2 separate regions of the Homo sapiens genome follow, and region 2 is linked to region 1. The links are chromatin loops, found by intact Hi-C in ENCODE. Cell type or tissue: A673. All regions are shown on one strand.

Region 1 (8,000 bases):
CTCTCTCCCAAACATAGCCATAAAACCTAGCAAGGTCACTCTGTCCCTTCTCCCTGGAAAACCCCTCATTCCCGAGGGGTCCTGCCCCATACCCAGGGGAAGGGGAATTGTACAAAGCAACCTTGTTGGGTTTCCCCACTCCGTCCATCACTGTTAGGCCACGTTAGCGTGGGTGACAGAGTGAGACTGTCTCTTTAAAACAAATAAAACAATAGAATTTCTGTGCCTACTAACTAAAAGAGATAATCACACGTTGTTCAATACAACAACAGCAACAACAAAGCTGTAGGAGTACTTGCAGTAATGATAGAGGAGAAAAGATGTCACAAGGAAAAATCCTCTTTTAATCTCAGAGGTTTATAGTTTTAACAGGTACATTTAAGTCTATTATCTATTTTGTTTTGTGGTGTAAGGTCTATGTTCATTTTTATATCCATACAGCTATCTAGTTTTTCCAGCACCACTTGTTAAAAAGACTGTTCTCCTGAATCACCTTAACACTTTTGACAAAAATCTGTTGAATGTCTGCATATGTGTACACATATCTATATCTCTATATGTGTATATATGATGCTCTCTATAATACTCTCTTTCATTGATCTATAGATCAGTGTCTTAGTTTGTTTTGTGCTACTATAACAGTACTACATCTGGGTAATTTATAAAGAATATAAATTTATTTCTCAATGTTTTGGATGTTGGGGATGTTCAAAAGCAAGGCGCCATCATCTGGTCTCTGGTGAAGGCCTTCTTGCCCTGTCCTCACATGTCAGGATGACAAGAAAGGGACCAAACTCCCTCTGTCAAGCCCTTTTGTAAGAGCAGCTAATCCCATTCCCTCAAGAGATGTCCTCATAGCCCAACCACCTCTTAAAGGCGTCACCTCTTAATACCATCATAGTAGCCATTAAGTTTCAACACGAATTTTGGAGAAGACACATTCAAACCATAGCATGCCTATCTTTATGCCAGTATCACGCTGCCCTGCATATAACAATAGTAAAATATAGTTAAATTTGTAAAAACAAGTATTTGAATTTTATTAAACTATTGCATTGGAAGGCATTCAAAAGCATACAGAAATCATAGAAGAGAAAAAAAGACCTGCAAATGAAAGGAGTAAAAATTATGACTTACTGGTTTTTGGGATCGAGGATCCTGCCCATTCTTCATGACTATGGCTATGGGAAATACTGGTAGAAAAAAAAAAATCATAGCCTTACTGGCAAAAAGTTCCAGAGACTGGAGTTAAGGCTTGAAAAGCCACTGCAAATTTAAGTAGGAAATCTTGGTAATGAGAACCAGAGAAGAAATGAGATAGAACTACCCAAATTCATGTCTCACAGCAAACTCTGCATGAGTGAAGGAGACCACATGAAGCCTGAGGAAAAAGCAAGCAAAGACCAGATAGAAATCTAGTCCCAGCACTTTGGGAGGTCAAAGTGGGAGGATCATGATGTTAGGAAATCGAGACCATCCTGGCTAACATGGTGAAACCCTGTCTCTACTAAAAATACAAAAAATTAGCCAGGCGTGGTGGTGGGCGCCTGTAGTCCCAGCTACTTGGGAGGCTGAGGCAGGAGAATGGCGAGAATCTGGGAAGCGGCGCTTGCAGTGAGCCAAGATTGCACCACTGCATCCAACCTGGATGACAGAGTGAGACTCCGTCTAAAAAAAAAAAAAAAAAAAAAAAAAAACAAAACACACACAAAAACCATTATTCAAGAATACATCTACTTTGATTACTTTGATGCTTTACTTAAGGGGATGTATTCCTCCCTGTGCTGTGTGTACTTTGGGTGGGAGAAAGCTGAAGCTTCAGAAACTTTAAATGTCAGGGAATAGCCCTAAGCTGGCAGAGTAGCTGCAAATAAGAGGAGAATCCCTAGAATCAAGGAACCCACACAGAAGGTGATCTCCATTGCTAACTGACCAGCAAATTACACAGGCATAGGGAAATCAATCTCTAGGAAGCCAAGCTAAAAGAGCATGGAAAACCATGAGAATGAAGCAGAGATACCAAGAGCAGCATGCCCCATGGGAGGCAATATTGGCAGTTTGAATCCGGACAAGTTAACTGTCAAACAGAGCAAACAAACATAAAATAGATAATACTCAGGGAAAAAAACCCGGTAGACTCCAGAGTCATTACAATATATTACAATGTCCAGTTTTCAATTAAAAAAAACAGGCATGTAAAGAATAGGAAGAAAAGACAGCAGAAAAGGCATTCATAGAAAGGGACTCTTTGATCTAGCAAAGACTTCTAGGCATTGCTTTTATTTTGATACAGTAATTACATTGATTGATGTTTAAATGTTAAGTCTACATTGCACTGTACTTCCATGACAATCATTCTGAGAAGACAAAAGCCATGGGATCAGTGTTTCTCCTGTTATTTGGCACTTAGAATCAGTAATTTTGCACTAAAATATAAACCCCATGAATATAGGCACTGTTATGTATTGCTTTTGTATCCCTAATGACTGAAACAGTGTCTGACATAGATTGGGTGCTCAATGAATGGTTATTGAATGAATGAATGACTAAAATATAAACTAAAATTACTGGTTGGCTCCATGAAGAAAGACTTTCAGATATTTTCCATCCATAGTGAGGCAATCAAAGGCTGATCATGTGACTCATTATTAATCTTATTTTGTATCCATATTTAAGATTTTTAAATAGATGTTTAATAGAAGTAAATAGCAAAATAAATTCATCATCACTAGCTAAATATTGACATACATTATACATTTTAAGCTGTAGGGTACAATTAAGTAATCTGTGAATTTAAAACATGTCCAGGTTAGAATTTCATTGAAAACATAATAGGTGAATATATACTTTAAATTAAAAAAAAATGAATATCTGGTCTTTCAGTTTAATCCTCTACTGGTTTATTGACTGTTAAACAAAGTTGCCAATTTGTAACCTCAAAGGAAAACAAAGTGACCACAATTATGTACTGATAAGTAGATCTCTAGGAAAGAAATCAGAGATTCCCTAAGCAAAGCATCCATTGGCCCTATGGAAATTCTCTTTAAAACAGCATAAAGCATGTTATTAGCCTTTTGGTCACTAGAGGGTGGTGTTGTTTCAGACCAACACAATTCACACTATATCCGTAGTAACTGACCAGAAAGTACCAACCAGAATCCAACTGCCAGCTTCACACTGTTACTCCACAAAACCTCACAGTCACTTGTTTACAAGGTGAATAGCTAAAGGCAGACAATATAGGATGAAGCAAAGTGCTGAAAGAAGAGAAATACCCAAATTATCTGAAATGCAACACATTTTGTTCATTGGCATAGAGGTTAGTGAGAGGCTAACAATTCTTTACTAATACATGCCCCGACGCTTACCATGCTTATCAAGTCCAATTGGCTACAGCAAGCACTTCAGTGGGAGAAGTAAAAGTTTCAAAGAAGTCAAATATTTGTGAATAAAAATGAGAATAGTTTTTGATGTAACTGGAAAAAGATAAGCCTTGCTTCCTTTGCTGTGTGAATGGTGATATGGTCTTAAATTTTAAATATTGAATTACACTAGAATTTTACTAACTATAGATGGTATAAACTTGATAGCCACTTTCATCCAAATGCTTTGGATAAAGCTTTGTCTAAGAATAACCTCAAATATTATTTTATTTTCAAATGATATTAGGCTAGAAAAATACTATCCCAAATACAGGTTTGAGATTAATTCAAAATAATAAGACAAAAGTTTACGGAAGATTTTAGAATCAAACCATTTCACCCTTCCTAGCTGTTGTTCCCATTGTAAACGTGACATTTTAGTCAGTAAAACGCAAAAGTGCAAAACATTTTTAAATGACAGCAAAACACAAAATGAAATTCATGTTGTGATTAATGCATCTTATTAAAATGGAGTTTAAGTTGCATTCTTGCTTTTCCTTCTTTAAAAAACATATAATGTTATAGTGATATTTTTTCAAACTCTCATACAGAATCAAGACAACAGCACATAAAGTATGCAGAGGGACATATCCCATTCTTACCTCTTAACAGTAATTTAAAAGTTAAGAACACCCATACAGAACATCAGCTAAGCTAGGAAAGGCAAAACTGATTGGGCTTGTTCTGAAAGTTGATCTGTGTCAATCAAAATAATGGTCTTTAGAGTGCTATATGATTAAGTCTAATTTCTTAAATATGAGGAAAAATGAACTTTGCAATTATTTTTAAAAATCTTTTCATCTCTTAGACAGTGTAAAAAGGCAAAAAGCAAAAAACACAAGACTTTCCCAAGATTAGGGGAAGATGATCTCACCGTTAATATTCATCTGCTGAGAGCAGTTATGGGACCCATGTCAGGAATACATGCTTCAAATAAGATGGGACTTGAGAATTGCTGAGAGACTTCAGGAACATTCTTTAACTTCATGGGGCCTCAGTTACCCCACCTTTAAGGGAAATAATAATAGCAATAGTACCTTGGAGGATTTCTGTGATAAAATGAGAAAATGCTTGTGAGAAGTACATAAAATATTGGCTTACTGAAAGATGTTACGAGGCAAGCAAGTATGCCTATTTTCATTCAATGTTTATTATTTCAAAGGCAAAGTTTCCATATAGATTAAGGCCTTCATAACATCTGAATACCTTTTCTAGTTCTTATTGTATGAAGATAAGAAGGATGGTTGGAGGCTTTGTAAGGAATACCTTTCTCTTCTGCTCCCCTCTCACTCCCATAGGCTGGGAGCAGTTGATTTCACTACCTCAGATATGCAAATTGATGCCACCTTCCTGTAGCCACTTTTGCCATAGCTGACCTTTTTGTTGGGTGGTGGGGAGGGGAGCGGGCAGGATTAGGCGAGGGGTAGTAGTTGGGATTTCTTGGTCTTGGAATTCAACCATCCGATGTATTTGTTTCCCTGTGTCTATTCCCTTAAGTCTACAGGCACTGTCTAGTAATTTTATAGTTTTCAGCGGCACCCCAGGGGACAGGACACCTTGGCCTTTTTATAATCACTCTAGAGTCACAAAGCAGAAAGGAAAAAAGTTAACGATCAGCTATGCAAAGGCTTGTGTGGATTGCTTAAGGACAGGCGATTTTCACTTTACCAGAGTTACTAAAGGACTTCAGGAGAAGGATCCCGTCCCTGTAGGAGCGTTTGTGGTTGAAGAAGCAGGAGGACGAGCGCTCAGGTGCGCCTCGGCAGTTTGCCTGGGGTCCGCAAGTCCAGTGCTACTTATTAGCTGCTTGCCGTCCACCGACACTTTAGCGGAGAACTGGAGGAGACCCCAGTGGGCTCCCGGTCCGGCCAGGAGCAGGGCGTTTCAGAGGAGACCGTCTGGGGCTTCCCAACCCAGGCGATCAGGATAGGCAACAGCCAAGAGAGGCGCTCAGTTGCTTTGCACCCTCCTCCCACCTCGGTTCTGTCCACACCCACGGGCGCCCCGCCCCCTCGGCCTTATAAAGGGGACTCGGCACCTCCGCGCGCCTCGCCACCAGAGGTTTCCCAGAGAGGAAGGCGTGGCTCCCTCCCGGGCCAGTGAGCCCTGGCGCCGCCGCGGCCGCGGTCCCAGCAGCGGAGTAGGGCGGCGGCTGCGCCCCGCACCATGGGGGGCAGCCCAGCCCCAGCCGCGGTAAACGCCGACCTCCGCCGCCGCCCGCGCCGCGTCTGCCCCCTCCCGCTGCGGCTCTCTGGACGCCATCCCCTCCTCACCTCGAAGCCAACATGAAGGAGACCCGGGGCTACGGAGGGGATGCCCCCTTCTGCACCCGCCTCAACCACTCCTACACAGGCATGTGGGCGCCCGAGCGTTCCGCCGAGGCGCGGGGCAACCTCACGCGCCCTCCAGGGTCTGGCGAGGATTGCGGATCGGTGTCCGTGGCCTTCCCGATCACCATGCTGCTCACTGGTTTCGTGGGCAACGCACTGGCCATGCTGCTCGTGTCGCGCAGCTACCGGCGCCGGGAGAGCAAGCGCAAGAAGTCCTTCCTGCTGTGCATCGGCTGGCTGGCGCTCACCGACCTGGTCGGGCAGCTTCTCACCACCCCGGTCGTCATCGTCGTGTACCTGTCCAAGCAGCGTTGGGAGCACATCGACCCGTCGGGGCGGCTCTGCACCTTTTTCGGGCTGACCATGACTGTTTTCGGGCTCTCCTCGTTGTTCATCGCCAGCGCCATGGCCGTCGAGCGGGCGCTGGCCATCAGGGCGCCGCACTGGTATGCGAGCCACATGAAGACGCGTGCCACCCGCGCTGTGCTGCTCGGCGTGTGGCTGGCCGTGCTCGCCTTCGCCCTGCTGCCGGTGCTGGGCGTGGGCCAGTACACCGTCCAGTGGCCCGGGACGTGGTGCTTCATCAGCACCGGGCGAGGGGGCAACGGGACTAGCTCTTCGCATAACTGGGGCAACCTTTTCTTCGCCTCTGCCTTTGCCTTCCTGGGGCTCTTGGCGCTGACAGTCACCTTTTCCTGCAACCTGGCCACCATTAAGGCCCTGGTGTCCCGCTGCCGGGCCAAGGCCACGGCATCTCAGTCCAGTGCCCAGTGGGGCCGCATCACGACCGAGACGGCCATTCAGCTTATGGGGATCATGTGCGTGCTGTCGGTCTGCTGGTCTCCGCTCCTGGTAGGTAGTTCCAGGGTTGGGGGAAGTCAGGATGCGTGTGCGAGTAAGCGGGAACCTAAGACTTTGCTAAGTGGCAGCACCCGCAGGGGTGTGTTTGCAACCGCAGAGCGCTGAAGTGTCCTTTCCTCCTGCCCGCGCGGTCTTGGTTACAGCTTCAGAGCTGAGCTCCTCACTTACTAGCTGAGCGCCTTCCAAGAGCCAGGATTCGCATTAGGCACTGTTTATGAGCACATAGAGATCACAGGGCTGCTCACATTCTAGTCGGGTAGGAGACAGGATGTGTCATTGAAATGACATATATGCAGAGCTAGAAGTTTGTCCTGAGTGCATTAAAAGCAGAATTGCTATGATAACTGTAGCCTGATATTGTGGGGTTTTTTTTTTTTTTTTTTTTTGAGACGGAGTCTCGCTCTGTCACCCAGGCTGGAGTACAGTGGCGCAGCCTCGGCTCACTGCAAGCTCCGCCTCCCGGGTTCACGCCATTCTCCTGCCTCAGCCTCTCCGAGTAGCTGGGACTACAGGCGCCCGCCACCACGCCCGGCTAATTTTTTTTTTTTATTTTTAGTAGAGACGGGGTTTCACCGTGGTCTCGATCTCCTGACCTCGTGATCCACCCGCCTCGGCCTCCCAAAGTGCTGGGATTACAAGCGTGAGCCACCGCGCCCGGCCGGGTTTTTTTTTTTTAATTTCAAATTCCTCTTTCACGTTAATAAGATTTTCAGTCTGCAACCCCATACAGTCACAGCCCTCCTGCAGCTTCTGAAAGACTGCGCGACCTATGGGTGCCTTCAAGGTTCATTCTTGATGAGGCAGGAGAATGAAAGATACGAGTTGCCTCCTCAGCCTTTCGCCATGGTGCTTGACCCTCTAGGAAGTGCCCGAACGACAGTCAGTGGGATCCGGAAGCTCAGCAGCTTCTTCAGGCCAGCATTTACTTACCCTTGTAGCACTCAAGCAGGGTTCGCTAATCCTGAGATAGGAGGTAGAGGTTTCTCCATGTCCTAGCTCCTCACACCAGAGCAATGCAGAGGAGCAAGGGATGTTTGCAGAGGCTCTTTGCCTAACACCTGCCCTTACGTGATATTTTTGAGGTTTTTTTGTCTGTGTTACTTTTAGCTAGAAATGTCCGTGTGTAAGTGCTGTTTACTAATTCCTGAAGAATGGATGCTTACTTAGGCCCTGGGGTGTCTGGGTTAATAGATGTTGCAGAAAGAGCGATATGGTCACTGTTACAAAGGTATAACCAACTATATGTATTATACAGTTGTGGAAAACCTTTGAAACACGTGAACGCAGTTTTTTTTCTTTCCTAATTATGGTAAAATATATTACATACAATTCAGTATTTTAACCATTATTATGTGTACAGTTCAGTGGCATTAGGCATTAAGTACGT
Region 2 (8,000 bases), 330 kb after region 1:
TCATATGGAACCAAAAAAGAGCTCAAATACCCAAGACAATTCTAAGCAAAAAGAAGAAAGTTGGAGACATCACACTACCCGACTTCAAACTATACTACAAGGATACAGCAGCCAAAACAGCATGTTACTGTTACAGAAACAGACACACAGACCGGTGGAACAGAATAGAGAACTCAGAAAAAAGACTGCACACCTACAACTATCTGATCTTCAGCAAACCTGATAAAAACAAGCAATTGGGAAAGGATTCCCTATTTAATAAATGCTGCTGGGAAAACTGGCTAGCCATATGCAGAAAATTGAAGCTAGACCCCTTCTTTACACTTTATACAAAAGTTAACACAAGATGGATTAAAGACTTAAATGTAAAACCCAAAACTATAAAAACCCTAGAAGAAAATCTAGGCAATACCATTCAGGACATAGGGACAGGAAAGGATTTCGTGATGAAAACACCAAAAAGCAATTGCGACAAGAGCAAAAATTGACAAATGGGATCTAATTAAACTAAAGAGCTACTGCACGGCAAAAGAAACTCATGAGAGTGAATACACAACCTACTGAATGGGAGAAATTTTTGCAATCTATCCATCTGACAAAGGTCTAATATCCAGAGTCTACAAGGAACTTGAACAAATTTACAAGAAAAAGCAAAAAACCGCATCAAAAAAGTGGGCATAAACAGACGCTTCTCCAAGAAAGACATTTATGGGGCCAACAAACATATGAAAAAGGCTCAACATTGCTGATCATTAGAGAAACGCAAATCAAAACCAAAATGAGACCATCTCACACCAGTCAGAATGGTAATTATTAAAAAGTCCAGAAACACAAGGTGCTGGTGAGGTTGCAGAGAAAAAGGAACACTTTTACTTCCTGGGTATATACCCAAAGGAATACAAATCATTCTATTGTAAAGATTCATGCACATGTATATTCATTGCAGCACTATTCACAATAGCAAAGACATGGAATCAACCCAAATGCCCATCAATGATAGATTGTAAAAAGAAAATGTGGTACACATACACCATGGAATACTATGCAGCTATAAAAAGGAATGATATCATGTCCTTTGCAGGAACATGGACGGTGCTGGAAGCCATTCTCTTCAGCAAACTCACAGGAACAGAAAACCAAGCACCACATGTTCTCACTTATAAGTGGGAGCTGAACAATGAGAACACATGGACATATGCAGGGGAAAAACACACATTGGAGCCTGTTGGGAGTGAGGGTGGAGGGAGGGAGAGCATCAGGAAGAATATCTAAAGGATACTGGGCTTAATACCTGGGTGATGGGTTGATCTGTGTAGCAAATCACCATGGCACACGTTTACCTATGTAACAAACCTACACATCCTGCACATGTACCACTGAACTTAAAATAAAAGTTGAAGGAAAAAATATATATACATGCCGATAGACTTCTGCTCGCTTATCTCCTGGCAAAAAAAAAAATATATATATATATATATAATTAAACTTTATAATAACTCTTTGAGGCAATTTTTATTATTCTCTTTTTAGAGATGAGGATCCCTAAGATCACACAGTAAATCCATTTTCTTGACTCTAACTACATACAACTATATATAGTTTTCTTGAGAATACAGGACTCTCCATAAAGTAAATATTATATAAGTACCGTATTTGTCAACTAGATTAAAGGAGGTTCAATTCTTGTCTGTATGTGAAGTTTCAAGTTTATAATAGTTTCCCTAAAAAATAATTTTTATTTTAAAATTTCAATGAAGAAATTCCATGGAAAGAATTCCATGGAAGGATTTGGAAGTTGCTATGATAGACAGCTGTGAAACACAACCATGTCAATACCCATACATTTAAAACTTCAGAGAATCTCTACATTATAAATTTCATAGCTGGTAAGACTGTTTCTTTCCAACACCAGTAGTCACACCATGATCACACTGCTCTTGCCCTGATAGTGAAGACAATAAGCTGTATTTAATCAGAGGGTTAACTGAGGACCACACTGATCATAATAATCTCCCACATTCTGTTGCTGGCAGGTGAGGGATAAAGTTGAAGATCATGGTAGAAAGATACAGACAAAGAGGAACATCTTTTCTTTCTCTCGTTTTTCTCCAAAGGTGTGGAGTCTCTCTGCACATCTTGTCAGACAGAAGAAAGCAGTGCTGTAAACATCAGAAGGGAGAAACCCCTTGTTCACAATAATGATGAAAAAAATATTTATTGACTGACTGACTTCAATTACTCACAATGTCCACTTACAAACTGCTTTCTTGTTTGTTGTCTTCTTCAGCCCTCATAAAATCCCTGGGATAGTTCACATCATCCCCCTCTTAGAAGGAAAAGGAAGCTTAAACAAGTTCAATAACAGAGCTAATTATAATTAGGGGATGGACTTGCACCTGGAGAGTCATTCCCAGTCCAACACATTTTACACTCCATCCCATATCTCTAGTTGATAGGTCTCTGAAATTAGTCATGGCCACAGGAAGATATTAGACTCATCATTAAATGAGCCTCTTGAGGCAATGAGGTTGATCTAATGCGCTGACTGATGGATAAGACGGCCAGGGTCATCTGGCTCCTCTTGATCCTCATCCTGTGTCTTTGCCCCCTTGCTCACTATTCTCAGCCACATCAGCCTTCTTGTTGTTCCTCGAGCAGCCCAAGTCCAAGCATGCTCCCCATTTGCCGCTGCCCCATCTGGAATTCTCTTCATGGCCACTTCCTCACAAGAAACTTGAAATAACATCACTCTCTCCTCCTGTTCTCCTTATCACTCTTCTCTGCTGTATTTTTCTCCATACCTCTTAGCACCATCTGGCATAGTAGATATTTTACTGGTGTATTTGTTTGCTATGTGTTTCTTCCCATTAGAATGTAAACTCCATCATAGCAACGATTTTTTTTAAATGTGTTTGCTGTATTTCCAGTACCCAGTGACTGGCAAATTATAGACACTGAAAAATAAATGGCAAGAGAGAGGGAAGGAGGGAGGGAGGGAAGACAGGGAGGGAGGGAGGGAGGGAGGGAGGAAGGAAGGAAGGAAGGAAGGAAGGAAGGAAGGAAGGAAGGAAGGAAGGAAGGAAGGAAGGAAGGAAGGGGAGGGAGGGAAAAGACTTGAGAAAGGCTTGAATTCTGACTCCACTACCTTCTTCCTGGCTGGGTAACTTTGAGTTACTTTATTCCTTGATCAGTTTCTACCTCCCTACAATGTAGGGTTTAGATTTAAACACTTCTACGAGCCCAACACTAAAGTTCTATCATTCTGTGCTTTGTGATTCTATGTTTCCCTTGGCTACTGACACAAAGAAGGAGGTAAACAGTTGGTCTCAAGGGAAAAGGGCTGTACATATCTGTGGGCTCTTCCTCCTGCTCCTGTCACCACAACAACTAGTGTGTGGAGCACAACTAGCCTGACCCTCTAGTGAGTAAAAAACTTATCTATTTGGTTTTATTTAAGAAACATCAGGAAAGCTACCACTTGAACAAGAATATCTTTCCCTAGAGGTTTTTGTTAATACTCAAAATTCTACAGTAGACAGAATTCTTGTGGGCACTATTCCTTATCAAATCAAAAATGTCCTTTGAAACCTCTTATTGGTCACCAATAAAGAAGAGGACTTTGGAGTCCAGGAGACCTGGATGGGAAGCTTGATGGCTCCAAGAACTTGAGCAATTGACTTACCTCTCTTAATCTTCTATTTGCAATCTGTAAAATGGGGGAAATTTATGGTAATTGCTTTACAGGGCTTTTGTGAGTATTAAATGCAATGAGCCCTTTAAAGCAACTCAGTAAGTGATCAGTAAATTGTAGCTATTTTCATCCTTTTGGATAGTGTAGGAATGATTTTATCTGATACAAATGATCAGCCTCTAGAACGGGTGCTGGACTTGTTAATAGGCACATTCTGGGTAAGAGAAGAAAATACAGCGTTAGAACACAAGAGTAAATACCTAGTTAGAAAGCCAGAAAATTGTGTGAGGAGACTGGGGCTACTGGGCAGTCTGGAGTCACAGGGCTGCATCAGGAAGAAAGGCATCAAAGACCCAAACTTGGTCTGCAGTCATTTCAGCCACAATCCTCTTTCCCAATGATGTTTTAAATCTTTGAAATGCACTTACTGACTTTTTGGTTAGCCAAGGCCACAGATCATTGTAACTCAGAAGATATCATACATCACCTCACATTAAATCAGTGCATTCCTAGCAGACACTCAGTTCTCTCTGCAGAAGAAATGGCCATTATGTAGTGGCTCTCAGTTCTTGGATCAGCCAGGAAAATTATCAGCAGAGGTCAAAGTTGTTTGAGAAAAGCAAGGAAAGTACTGAAATCTAAGGCGATTCCCAGTCATTAATCAAGACTAAATGAAAACATTGTTTCTGTGCCTAACGCACTGACATCTTGTGTATAAACTAGAGATTTCTTTTCTTGTGTACAAAATTTTCATTTCAGTGATTACATCATGTTTCAAAACATGGAATGTTTTGAATGCCAAGGAAAAGGAGTGGGAAGTAATCCAGAAAAATAGCTTTGTATCAAAAATAAAAAGGAATAAGTGCAAGTGAAATTGAGGATCATTATGAGTGTCTGCCTCCTAATTAAGCCAGCTCCTGTTTTACCAAATATCATTAAGTGTTTTTTTCATATTCTCACCATCTTTTGCATCAAGTATCTGAATTGTGTAATACTCCATATTAGGCAATAATCACCATACTCAGTAAGAAAAATTAAAACTAAATTTTTAGGGCAATAGAAATAGGAAATGGCATTCTCTTAAATGTATTTTTTACCGCCTGATAAACTACACATTTATGATGTGGCCTCTTCCTAAATAATTCAAATTTGGGTTAGTGCAATATCTGATTCAATATTTGACTTCGATAAGTATTGGCAAATTTGAGGACATTTTTCTTGACTCTGAAATAATTGTTTGCTCCAAATAACTAAGTAATATGCAAATATCAGCCATTTGGCATTTCTTAAAGACTGCTCACAATGCTAATGTCAGACTTAGGAACTCCTCCCTTGCAGGTCACACTGCACCTTATATATGTGGTAGCACAATTCACATTGAAGTGCTGTTTTCTGTCTCTCCAGTTAGGCTGCCAGCCCTTGAGGGCGAAAACATTCTAATTCCATCACTATCGTGGTGGCCTGGCACACACTAAGCATTCTTTTTAATATATTTAAAAATAATAAGCAAATATTTGATGAATTGGTCACCACTGGGAATGTGAGATTATGTTAGATTCAACTGAGCTTACAAGTTAGTTGGATACATAACATATGCAAAGGTAAATGACCATTCAAGAGTTGAAATACCATCAGAGGCTAAACTTTTATAGGGAAGAGTACCTGGACTATCACTTTTATGGAATGAGGATAAACAGTACCTCATGCTGAGTAGGAGTTTAGGCTCTGAAATCAGATGGAACTGGGATAGTCACTTGACTTTACCATTTGCCAGCTGTGTAAACTTGGGTAAGTTGCTGTCAAAGAACAATGAGACCATTACATGATACCTGAAATAAAAAGACAAAGCTGAATGCGTTGCTACTACAGAAAAAAAAAAGTGGATGCTTTAGATCAGTCACAGGCTCTGTTGGTCTTCAGTGGGTTTTAAGGGAAGCATGCAGTTCAAGGAGACTTGGAGAGGTGAAGATAAGTTAACATTATTTTTAGAAGTTTGATTACTGGGGATAGGGACTGTGGTGGATTGGTTGAAACTCTGGGATATGTTTATTGGAGTGAATCCTGATTGGCTAACTTTCAGAAGCAAAGAGCTGGCCCTGATTAGTTGGTTTATAAAAGCGTGTTCACTGCAGCAGATGTTGAACAAGTAACTGGGTTTAAAACCAGTTCTGTTGACTACTTGTTGCCAGGGCTACAGAACAATTAGTTTTCTCTTATGTTTGCAAAAATTTATTTAACCTTTCAAAATTTTGTTTTTTCAGTCTGTAAACCCCACAGGATTTTTATGAGGATTTTAAGAGATAATGCTCACAAAGAACATACACTAACTTGCCACAAAGTATTTAATAAAAGTTACATTTATACATTTAACATGCACACAAAACATTTTGTCTATAAGGTAAATAGAGTTTTTATGAAATGTGACCTGAATACTTTTGCCAAACATCATAACACATTGTCATCCACTTCCTCTCTTCTTCAAGACCGAGTGTAAATACACATATTAACTAGGAGTCTGCCTTCTTTCTGTTCTCCCTTAACCTGCCTTGTATTCTGATGGCATGCAATAAATAAAAGAGATGTCGTACAGTGCACTGAGAGAAAATGGGAGGTGTGGTAGACTAGATTATTTTCTCTAATCCTTCACTCTCACCTTTTAATAAAATTGTACATCCATGCCCTTGCCACATGACCTACAATATCTCCCACCAGGTTAAGTAGAGTACATGTCTCACCTCACTGTTCCCACTCTTGGCCATGAAAATTGCTTTGGCCAATGGATTGTAGCACATGTGGTGCAAACAGTTTTAGGTTTGCTTGCAGTATTTGGCTTGACATTCTGCATGGCTCCATTCTACATAGACGTATGTGGGAAGTAAAAGCATAGAGGATCTCTGATGCACAACTAAGACAATATGGATGAGTAACAATTAGATGAGACATATCTAATGTGTATGAGTGTCAAGGCTTGTCGGTTAAGAGCAAGCATAATTCTCTGGCAGAAACGATGAAGAGAACTTAATACCACATTATCAATATTATAAAAAGATTTTCCTAGAAACAGATTCCAAGACTTCTGAGAATGAATGATGTCACACTTTCAGAGGTTCTTTCAGTTAGGGTTCTTTGCTTGAAAGAAATACAATCTGACATTTGTCAACCAAAGCAAAAAGGAAAATTATTATAGAATGTGGTCTACCTTATGGAATCAGATGATCAAGGTGGAAGTTAGAGCAGCTTTGAGCATGAACTAATGGACACTGGGTTAAATGAGCTACAATTGGTTTTGTCCATGTGTCCTTCCCCACAAGTTTCCAAATTCCAGAATAGTGAGTCTGATTGTCTGGGTTTATGTCACATCCCTCTGCACAACTAGGTTACAAATAATGGACGAGAGATAAGTTATTCAGGAAGAGGTTTTCAATTGACAAAAAATGAATACTGGATACCGGGTGGCAAAAATAACAACTGCACAGATGCACAGCTCTTGTTTGGGTTATTTCACAGACTTGTATTGTGGAGTGTTTTGCTCAGTTCTTGGCCCATAGTAAACACTCAATAAATATTTGTTAAGTGAATATTGAATTAATGAGCATTGAACGAATGATCTCAAGTTCATTGACAATCTCCAATTTTCATCTTCTGTATTGGCCAGGCATGGCTGCTCACATCTGTAATCCCAGCACTTTGGGAGGCCAAGGTGGGAGCACTGCTTGAGCCCAGGAGTTTGAGGATTGACGCCAGCCTGGGAAAAAAGGCAAGAACTCCATCTCTAGAAATATATATATATATATATAAAATGCATATATGAGCCAGGCATGATGTTGCATGCCTATAGTGCCAACTACTCAGGAGGCTGAGGTGGGAGAATCCCTTGAGCCCAGAAGTGTGCAGCTGCAGTGAGCCATGATTACTCCACTGCACTTTAGCCTGAGCAACACTGTAAGACCCTATTTCAAAAAAATAAAAATAAAATAAAATAAAATAATAACACCAAAATCTGTCTTATCATCCACTCATTTGCCTCAAAATACATTTGGATGCTATGATAGAAATTATTTAGAAAATTTAGTGCTCTACATAATTATAAGGGAGTTGAGTTTCTTATATACAATAACTTGAATTTGTTGGACGCTTCTAATAGGCCATCCACCCTGCTACGTATCTTACATAAATCATTTCATTTCATTTGATCTTCAAACTCTATAAGGTAATAATGTTAGTAAGCAACCTTCTCCTGCTTCCATTTTACAGATGGAGAAACTAAGGCTGGGGTGGGTGATGCTGTATGATTTGTTTAAGATGTCAT

What was found. A loop is a pair of places that touch in the nucleus more often than their neighbours do. Peaks named below come from ENCODE experiments on the same cell type or tissue, not always from the same donor. Only the 100,000 strongest peaks of a DNase experiment are listed, where the experiment ranks them.
Region 2: it touches region 1 in a loop (6-fold over the local background); 2 of 110 quality-filtered maps call a loop at or near these places.

Annotation. Positions count from the first base shown.
Region 1 is chr1:71,045,285-71,053,284 of GRCh38, reverse strand. It overlaps PTGER3 (prostaglandin E receptor 3), which reads left to right and starts at 5,469. Exons shown (of 4, transcript NM_198719.2): 1 at 5,469-6,604. The coding sequence starts at 5,708. ZRANB2-AS1 (ZRANB2 antisense RNA 1) reads right to left here and starts at 6,779. Exons shown (of 3, transcript NR_038420.1): 1 at 5,696-6,779; 2 at 4,297-4,471. RefSeq lists an enhancer at 5,472-6,055. In A673, CTCF peaks have their summits at 2,876 and 3,079 (motif pointing right); DNase peaks (open chromatin) are centred at 3,094, 5,434, 5,834, 6,744 and 1 weaker place; H3K4me3 peaks cover 3,997 bases; H3K27ac peaks cover 3,653 bases.
Region 2 is chr1:70,715,623-70,723,622 of GRCh38, reverse strand. All of the region lies in intron 5 of LINC01788 (long intergenic non-protein coding RNA 1788), which reads right to left. Among named protein-coding and RNA genes, the nearest start is that of LINC01788, 13 kb to the right of the region's middle. In A673, no CTCF peak of the experiment used is centred here; DNase peaks (open chromatin) are centred at 2,492, 2,912, 3,272 and 3,742; H3K4me3 peaks cover 800 bases; H3K27ac peaks cover 4,223 bases.